2 separate regions of the Mus musculus genome follow, and region 1 is linked to region 2. Evidence: chromatin loops called from intact Hi-C (ENCODE). Cell type or tissue: left cerebral cortex. All regions are shown on one strand.

Region 1 (5,000 bases), 1.0 Mb before region 2:
AGCTAGTAGTAAACCTGATACTTGGGAAGTAAGGGCTTAAACTAAATTTTTTTTTTTTTTTTAAGAAACAGTTGTTACACTTGGAGATATAGGGCATTTAAGGTTAATTTTATCTTTGAGCTTACGATGTTTTTGTTTGTTGATCTAGGACTTTGATTCCTGGTTTGATACAAATAATTGCCTTGGGGATCAAAAGCTAGTTGAGAGGCTTCATATGGTAAGTATGGTTAGAACATACTTTTAATAGGAAAGTATTTTCATTATTTTACTGTTAACAGAAGTATGGTATTGTGTGTGTGTGTGTATGTGTATGTATGTGTATATAACATGTATATATGTATATATACACATGTTATGTATATATATATATATACATGTATATATGTATATATATGTGTGTGTGTGTGTGTATGTTTGAATTTAAAATCCAGTGTTTGAAATGATATTAGAAAGATAATCTTTGATAGTTTTAGTATCTAGTTTTAGAACCTAGAATGGATTTTTAATGTAATGAAGAAAGTAATCTTTTAGTTTTAAAAGGTATAGTATAAAGGATAAAACAACAGAGTAGATAACTTCTTAAAGCTTAGTTTCACTTAAGTTCCATAGCAGGATCTAAAAAATTGATATCTGAAAGGACCAGTTGATACATCTGACTCTAAATATAGTGAGTGTACATAAAGCTACTACTGCATAGTTCAGTTTCTTCATAGTATAGAAGTTCATAGGTAAAAGTTGGTAGGTAGATAAGGATACTCTTTTTTTTTTTTGGTTTTGGTTTTTTGAGACAGGGTTTCTCTGTATAGTCCTTGCTGTCCTGGAACTCACTTTGTAGACCAGGCTGGCCTCGAACTCAGAAATCCGCCTGCCCCTGTCTCCCAAGTGCTGGGATTAAAGGCGTGCGCCACCACTGCCCCGCCGATAAGGATACTCTTGATTGTCAGGTTCAGGATACTGTAACCATGCGCTAGAGGTTCTTTCATGACCTATACTGGAGCTTTTAAACACTTGGTCACATTTTGGCTAGGGTAATATGTAGGGGATAGGAGGAGAAGAGAAGGTTGCATTGTGTACTATATATGTAGTCCCTAACACTTCTTCCTACATGCCATGCATGACAATAAAAATGTCTGTAAGTTCCCTGGAAGGTAAATCATGCTCTGCTCACCTCTCCTTCCTTACATCCTATTCTTTTCAGATACACCAGCGTTAATTTTACTTTTACATAAATATGCTAGAAACATTTGACTAGTTTTTCTTATTCTTTCTTTGTTCATTGTTTTTACTCTAATTGAATCTCTTCCTAATTGTCTTCTACATAGCCTAAGTCTCAGTTATATCTACCACCTTTCTTGTTGACCATCTAGGCTGAGCCTAGCCTAGGTACTTTGTGTATTCATTCCATCTTTAGTCATTTGAGCAGTCTCATTTATAGGACTTCCTACAGAAGACTGAAGGGTTTTCCTTAATGGATCTTAAGCACAAACTCTGAAAACATAAATACTTTGCATGGTTCCTGGCTTCAGTGGATATTTTTCTTCTTTCTCCTCTTCTGTTCTGTTTTGTTGAGACGTGGTTTTGCTTTGCACCCCTGGCTGGCTTGTACTAGGTAATCCTGCCACAGCCTCTCAAGTGCTGGGATTATAGGTGTGAGCCCTTATTGCCAGGTTGGTCTTTTTTTCATATATAAATTAATTATACTTTTAAATTCTTGTGTATTGAGATTTTTTTTTTTTGTTAAGTATATCTGAGAGTAGTGATAGTCTCCTAGGAACTTTTAATTCAGATAACAGTAAAACATTTAAATGTGGTTTAGGATTTTCTTATTTAAAGGACTGAAATCTTGAAATGTTAGAGTGTTGATAAGATCTTAGTGATGAAAAATGAGGCACAGGAATTGATTCCTTTCTAACTTTCCCCTTTACTTCATGACTTTCCTTTAAGTAAATGTCTAGGTACATGTAGATAAAGCAGGCTAAAGTGCCTATGCAGCAGAGTCAAGTGTTTGGTATCTTTGTTGTTTTTTCTCAGAGTAATATAAAGTACTTATCAACTCAAGGGAGAAGAGAAATGATGTTTTCTACTTTGTCCTCCTGCCCTTGCATTCTGAAATCCCCACTCTGACCCTGTGGTGAAAGAGACATAAGCAGTCAGCCTGGGAGGCTGGTGGCATGTGTCAGTATTACAGAAAGGTGCTTGCTTTGGAGGCCTCGTAACCTCAGTTAAATCCCTGACACCCTCACCAAGGTGGAAGGAGAGAACTGATTCGACATGGTTGGCTTCTGACTTCAATGTGTGTCATAGCAGATACAGCATGCACGGATACACTCAATAATAATAAAAAATTTAAAACTCATCCTGGCATTCTTAGGAATAATACAATGATACAAAATCACTTCCCTACTCTCTACAAATTTCTATCTTAATAACTTGAATTTTAATAGTTTCAGAGTTTGTGGGTAGTCTGATGAGTTCTTGGCTGGGTTTATCAAGCTACTGGACAATTTTATAAGAAAGCCAAGTGGGACTGAAGGTCTTCTTGTCTCTGCAGTAGCTGGTGTTTGGCCTAGCTTTGGTATATGCGGTAATCAGAAAAGAGTTGATGATGGTTTTTCTCACCCACTTTAAATTTGTTTTGTGATATAGTCATTATTTTATAAGCCAGTAAAACTAGTACAAAGAAAGAATAAAAGTAATTTTTTGTTTTATTGTTATACTAAAACTTATATTTTATAAAAAGGACTAGTACTTTTGAAATTTAAGATACTAATCATAAACATTGAATAAAGTTATAAGTGATAATATGTAGAAATAATGTGTTGTATACAATTAAAAACAAGAGGTGAAACAGATCTATCTTTAAAAAGAAAGAATATTGCTTACTGTTAGGAAAGAACTGAGAGCAAGCCGGGCAGTGGTGGCGCATGCCTTTAGTCCCAGCACTTGGGAGGCAGAGGCAGGTGGATTTCTGAGTTTGAGGCCAGCCTGGTCTACAGAGTGAGTTCCAGGACAGCCAGGGCTACACAGAGAAACCCTGTCTCGAAAGGAAAAAAAAAAAGAACTGGGAGGAACTCAAGGATTTGTAGTCCGACTACATTTGCTAATCTGAACTTGCTAAAACTGAATTGAACTGGGTTTTTTATAGTTGTCACATTGAATGCTTTTGTAATGGGTAGTTATTTAAACGCAGTCACGCAGGTCTTACTGTGGGCTAGCCATGTCTTAAGCAGTGCTGAACAGCATGTGTTCAAGTAACTCATTTTTACACTTGATCTTAGCCAAAAGGCCGAGAAGCGATGTAACTCATTTTTAAACAAACATGAATTAGCAATGGTGAAAATAGTTTTAAGACACGTCATTGTTTTCTAGTATTTAATGAAAATATAGCAAGTATTATATAAATACAAATAGAATAAGTGGTGAGAGTCAGTAATGCAATAGTAATAAATGGTATTTTCTGGACAGGAAAATACTAAAAATAGTTGTTATTCAAGCAAATTGTTTCTATGTATTTGGTACATAATTTTAAGACTTTGAAATAATATCAGTATTGCAGATAAGGTCATCTTTTTTTTCCCTCTTTCTAAGGTTTTGCGTCCATTCCTCCTTCGTCGAATTAAAGCTGATGTTGAAAAGAGTTTGCCTCCAAAAAAAGAAGTAAAAATCTATGTGGGTCTTAGCAAAATGCAAAGAGAATGGTATGTATTCTGAGATACTTGCTTGTACTGTTTTCCCAGATTTTCATTTTACAGTCTTATTTACCTAATTTGTGTCTTTAGAATTTCTGTGTACTTGATTAGGCTTAACCTGTTAATTCAGTGCCCATTAAAAGGTAGGTGGGAGGAGGCAAGTCAGCACACCAGACTGGCTTGCAGTGTGGTTTCTGCTGCCCAGGTGTATTCTGGTGGGGTGTCTTCCTTCTGTTTATTTGGGACAAGTGATAAAATACTAAAGGTTTAGTTTAGTTATCCTAACATTGAGTGATATGCTTCTATTTAATGTTTGTTTGTTTGTTTTTTGAGACAGGGCTTTTCTGTATAGCTCTGGCTGTCCTGGAACTCACTCTGTATGTAGACCAGGCTGGCCACGAACTCAGAAATCCGCCTGTCTCTATCTCCCAAGTGCTGGGATTAAAGGTGTGCTCCACCACTGCTCGGCGCTTCTTTTTAATTTTGCCCAAAGTTCATAATTTCTGTATTTAAAAAGTACAGCATTTTGCTGGCCAGTCATGGAAGACAAAATAGACAGAATTAAGATCCATGAAACAAACAAACAAAAAAATGATGGCTCAAGCTGCAGTACATTTGTTAAAGTGTTTAACATGCACCAAGTCCTAGATTCATGTATTTCATGCATCATCACCACATAAGCTGAGAAATACTTTTTTTTTTTTTTGCTTTTTGCTTTTGTATAAACATGGGAAACTTTTTAAGTCTCTGTTATACCAGTTTATTCCTAGACCATTGGAAGCAAATTTCAGGCAGTGGTTTTTCAAATTATTAAATATTTTGTGGTTGGGATGGGTGAGGGGATTAAGTATGCAATGTGGTAGGCATATTAAACAATTTTTCTTTTTAATAGGTATACTCGGATATTAATGAAAGATATAGACATATTAAACTCAGCAGGGAAGATGGACAAAATGAGGCTATTGAACATTTTGATGCAGTTGAGGAAATGCTGCAATCATCCTTATCTCTTCGATGGAGCTGAACCTGGTCCACCGTACACAACAGATATGCATCTAGTTACCAACAGTGGCAAGATGGTGGTGTTAGACAAGCTACTCCCTAAACTGAAAGAACAAGGTATCTATATTACTGGCGTTTAATTGTAAAGTAATGAAGACTTTAAAAATTCTAGAATTAAGAGGATGAAATACAACATTTTGAAATGTCTATTCTAACAGTTTTTAAAGTTGAAATGTTAAATGTTTAAAAAGATCTAAAAATTTCAGCCAAATCCTCTTCCCTTAATTTTAGGCTTAAATTCTTATAGAA
Region 2 (5,000 bases):
CCTTTAAGAAGTTAATGGGTCAGTGAGATGTCCTGGAAGAACAAGTCTGGTTATCTGAGGTCAAACTGAGGGACCCACTTAACTGTAGAGAGAACAACTCCACAAATTTGTCCTCTGACATCCACTTGATGCACCATGGCATGCACACACAAACACAAGATCACACAAACACAGACACACTGTCCAAATAATGCACCGTGCAGACACACTAATAATAATTTTAATAATAATAATAATAAACTTTTAAAAACAAGTAATCATCATATATAGCTAGGTAAAGATATTTCTAACTAGGTTATTTCTCTCTGTTGAGCTTTTTATTATAAAAAAATGTAGCACATCTTTTCCAGAAATTTTTAGAGATAACATAACTGGCATTATAGTTTTTCAGGTTTATTTATTTTCTTTTTGAGACAGTTCTCTGTGTAGCTCCAGCTGACATAGAATGTACCATACCTGTCTCAAATTTTAAATTTACTACTCTTAAGTAGAAATACAACTAAAATATCTTAAATTCAATCTAAAAATGTTTTACTATATCTCATATATGTATCTATTTATCCCAATAGTATAATTTTAAACATCTTAAATTGTTACATTGAATAATTGACGTTTGACTTATAAGTCATAAATTTCCAACTTAAAAGAAAGATTTAACAACTGATAAGTTATTAGATTTTTTTTGTTTGTTTATAGTCCAATATAAAAAGGAACTTACTTCACCAAAGTTTGGAAACTTCCCTATAAATCGTTAAACATATAAGCCATGGGTGTATTATATTTGTTTTTGAAACCTTATTCAAGTATCCAGAAAATTTATATGGAATCTGGAAATAGTTTTTCCTATTTTGAAAAGCATAAGCAGGAAATATTACTCCGGGCAAATACTGACTAATCCTTCTTCATGTGTGCCTGCCTTTATGCAGGGTGTTAGGAATCTGCTGTGAACATTACAGTATCATCTGTTCTATTTTGATTTTGATGCTATAAGAAATTAATATTCTAAAGTTTTAGATGTCTATCTGAATGCCTAAAACACCAGTTAAATAAACTCTTGGTGGTGGAGCAGAAGGGAAATATATGCATCCTGCACACTGACTAATCCACATTACTTATAAATGGTGTGGGTTCCTTTTCCAAGTCACATAAGAGTTTAAAATCACCTGTAGCCTGCATTGATGAAATGAGCAGAGTACACAATATAGTTGTAAAAATTTAGTGGTATGGCTAGGGGCAGAAGTTACTAGAAAACAATTTTTTTTCTTTAATTTGTTTTGATCTCAGTTTGAAGTGAAGATTCACTGCATTCTCTCTGAATGAGTTTCTTCAGTTCCCTGAATTCATCTACTGAGCAGAGCTGTCATCTGATCTTGTCCTTTCTGGTCATGCCTATCATTGTCTATTCTTTATAGAGATACTTTTCTAGCCACATTACTGTTGCCTTTTTTTTTCTTTAACGTGCATGTGTGCATGGGTAGATATGTGTATGAAGGCCAGAAGTCACAAACCAGGTGTCTTGTTCATTCATTCTTGTTTTATTTTGTTTGTTGAGACGGGGTTTTTCTGTGTAGCCTTGGCTGTCCTGGAACTCACTCTGTAGACTAAGCTGTCCTCAAACACTTATAAATCCAACTGTCTCTGCCTCCCAAGAACTGGGACTAAAGGTACTCAACCCTTTCCTTTTTTTAAAAAGAGGGTCTCTCACTAATCTTGATTATTGACTTCCCAGCAAGCCCTATGGATCCCCCTGTTTCTACCTCCAGCTTTGAAATTTTAGGAACACACTGCCATACCAGGCTTTTCACATGAGTGTTGGGGATCCATCTAAGCTCAATATTACACACCTGAGCCGTCACCCCAGCCTTCAGGCTCCCACTGTTCTTAGTGACATCCTTATACTTGGCCATTCTTGTTCTGGGGACATTTGTCTGATAGTCAAATACTACAATGAGTAAGTTCTGTTGATGTTTTCTTTTTCGATATTAATTTATTTTTAGCCTTGAAACATTCTTAAGTTAGAAGGATGAGTTATAACAGAAAAATAATAAACTTTGATTCAATATATAGGCTATCTATTGGCAGGATAGATATAACCCTCTCCCCCAAATAATAAAATCAAGACACCTTAAAAGACTTTATCTTTAGGAAAGAAGCAAACAAGGACAGGAGTAATTTAAGGGAAAAAAAAAAAAACATCTGCTATAGACAAATTATGGAAACTATTGAACAGTGTTTAAGTTGTATCAATCATAAAGATTATTAAATTTGTGTATACAGCTATTATCTTCAAGGAACTTGATTATTTAAGTAAATTATTTCTAATATTTGTAAATTTTATGCTTGAAAGATTTCAATAATATTGTTAATTCATCTATCATAAATTAATATGTGATTCTTTATTTTAAATAACAGAAATGTCCCTTTGGCGCCTTATCAATTGTCAATTTGCCAAGCAACTTGGAAAAAGAAACAACACATCGCTACTGTGCCAATGCCTTCAAGCTTCACAGGTATATTACTCTTTACTTCAGTCAAGGGTAAAATTCCCTGAAGGGTTTTCAGAATATGGATGAAAATGATCTTGCGCATCTACCAAAAAGTAGTAGACTATTATAAAATACAAGGTTAATTTATATGTCAGCAGTTGCCAGGCATGGTAGCAGATGTCTTTAATCCTGGCATTCATGAGGCTGAGACATCTCTGAGTTTAAGGCCAGTCTAGGCTACATAGTGAAATCATGTCTCGAAACAAGCAAAAAAATGGCAGCAGTTCATTCTAGTTAATAGTTGAATTAATTTTTGAGGGACTTTAAAGCAACACAAATGCCCAGTTGAGTTGTGTTGTGAAGATACAGAATGTCTGGAAGGTAAAACCCCTTAAATTATTCTAAAATATGATCACAGTTGACAGTGGTTCGTAGTACCCTTACTTCCGAATAATCTTTAAAGAAAGTTGCTTTGGTTTTAGTCATCAACTAATGTTATGTCCCACAGGAAATGCTGTACTGACTTGGACCTCATTAAATAACTAGGTCCTTAATGCTTTCTGGCTTTTCAGGATGGTATTTCTGTATTGCCTTGGCTGTCCTGGAACATACTCTATATAGTCCAGGCTAGCCTTGAACTCAGAGACCTGCCTGTGTCTGCCTTTTGAGTGCTGGGATTAATGGTGTGCACAGCCTAGCCTCACTGCTTACTTTTATCTGCTGAATATTAATATATTGAATCTGAAAGTCTAGGTTTTATTAATTAAAAGGTATTTTCACCCTGCCCGCTCTTAAGGAGCCAACAGCAATAGGAGATTAGGGGGAAAAAGACAATGTGGTATTGTACCTGCTGTGAAATTTTTACCAAAACATTTAGTGTGTTAAAGATGAGCCTTAACTATGAAGAAAAATGTCATTTTTGATAAAGAACTGGATAAAGTTATTCATTATGGATACATTTCTAACAATTAGTTTCTCTTGGCTGTTTTCTCTCCACTAATAGCCACTAATGCTTAGCATATATTTCTTAGCTTATTAATGGCATACAAGTGCTTTAAAATACATCATTTGGTTGTTGTGTATCTTTTCCATGTAATAGCGAGTTGTTTTTGTTTTGTTTTCCTATATTGTAATAGGTTGCCTATCCCTCGTCCAGGTGAAGTTTTGGGATTAGTTGGAACTAATGGTATTGGAAAGTCAACTGCACTAAAAATTTTAGCAGGAAAACAAAAGCCAAACCTTGGAAAGTATGATGTATGTATTAAAGATTATGGAAATTAATATGTCTGGATCTTTTATGGATTTTTTATGAGAGTGATGGGTATACTTTTTTTCAATGTTCTTTTTTTAAGTTAATTTATGGAGTTGAGTTCAAAGGTGTTATACATCCCAAGTTTGGTTTGGATTAGTTTTTGTTTTTTAAGACATGCTGTTACTGTGTAGCTTCAAAGGACCTTGAACTCAGCCTCCCAATTCTGGTTTACACTGCCATGTACTGATGTCATTCCTGTTGTTGTCATTTGTGTGTGTGTGTGACAAGTCTCATGTTCTATCCCTTCAAAATAAAAATGTTAGTGTTGCTTACCAGAAAATTCATAGTTCTCTCAAACTTTTGAGTTAGTATGCCTTGATTTGAAACTAAGTCTGCTTCCAATCTTAAACTAGAAGTCCTCTATTTAGATATATGTTTAATTTTATTTAATATATGTAATTTTATTTAGGAACTGTCCCCTTTGTATTTTTATCTTAAACTCACATAACAATTGTATTTCTAGGATCCACCTGATTGGCAAGAGATTTTGACTTATTTCCGTGGATCTGAATTACAAAATTACTTTACCAAGATTCTCGAAGATGACCTAAAAGCCATTATCAAACCTCAATATGTAGACCAAATTCCCAAGGCTGCAAAGGTCAGTTTGCTTATAGATAGAAGTTATAGATTGTAGATTATTGGTAGGACGATAACAATTCTATCAAAATAGACTTACTTTACTTTGTGAAATTTTTGAAAGGAATATAGTGATAATTTTCTATTGTGACAGGGGACAGTGGGCTCTATTCTGGACCGAAAAGATGAAACAAAGACACAGGCAATTGTATGTCAGCAGCTTGGTAAGTATTGAGGACATGCTTTTAATAAACTGCACTTAGTCATAATCTTCTTGATGGGCTATGGATTGCCAAATTAATGAGGAAAGCTTTAGTAATTATTTTATTATTATACTACACTGGAATATCTATCATTCAGACCTAGAGTCATGACATCCAGTGTGCATTATGCCCAGAAGAGGTGAAATGGAATTTATAACATTGAACACAATGCTTCTGATTATTCTTTGTAGATTTAACTCACCTTAAAGAACGAAATGTCGAAGATCTTTCAGGAGGAGAGTTGCAGAGATTTGCTTGTGCTGTCGTTTGCATACAAAAGGCTGATATGTAGGTTACTTTACACTTTTTGTGGTTCTCAGTCTTTGTGAGTTTAGATTTGTAATACTGCTAATTCAGCAG

What was found. Hi-C counts contacts between places; a loop is a spot of excess contacts. Peaks named below come from ENCODE experiments on the same cell type or tissue, not always from the same donor. Only the 100,000 strongest peaks of a DNase experiment are listed, where the experiment ranks them.
Region 1: a loop joins it to region 2, with 5 times the contacts of the local background. A loop is called at or near these places in 21 of 42 quality-filtered maps.

What each region holds. Positions count from the first base shown.
Region 1 is chr8:80,719,386-80,724,385 of GRCm38, reverse strand. It overlaps Smarca5 (SWI/SNF related, matrix associated, actin dependent regulator of chromatin, subfamily a, member 5), which reads left to right. Exons shown (of 24, transcript NM_053124.2): 9 at 149-217; 10 at 3,589-3,698; 11 at 4,582-4,808. Among named protein-coding and RNA genes, the nearest start is that of Smarca5, 18 kb to the left of the region's middle. In left cerebral cortex, no CTCF peak of the experiment used is centred here; no DNase peak of the experiment used is centred here.
Region 2 is chr8:79,700,514-79,705,513 of GRCm38, reverse strand. Abce1 (ATP-binding cassette, sub-family E (OABP), member 1) reads left to right here. Exons shown (of 18, transcript NM_015751.2): 4 at 2,413-2,510; 5 at 3,623-3,740; 6 at 4,262-4,399; 7 at 4,532-4,601; 8 at 4,832-4,928. Among named protein-coding and RNA genes, the nearest start is that of Abce1, 8.7 kb to the left of the region's middle. In left cerebral cortex, no CTCF peak of the experiment used is centred here; no DNase peak of the experiment used is centred here.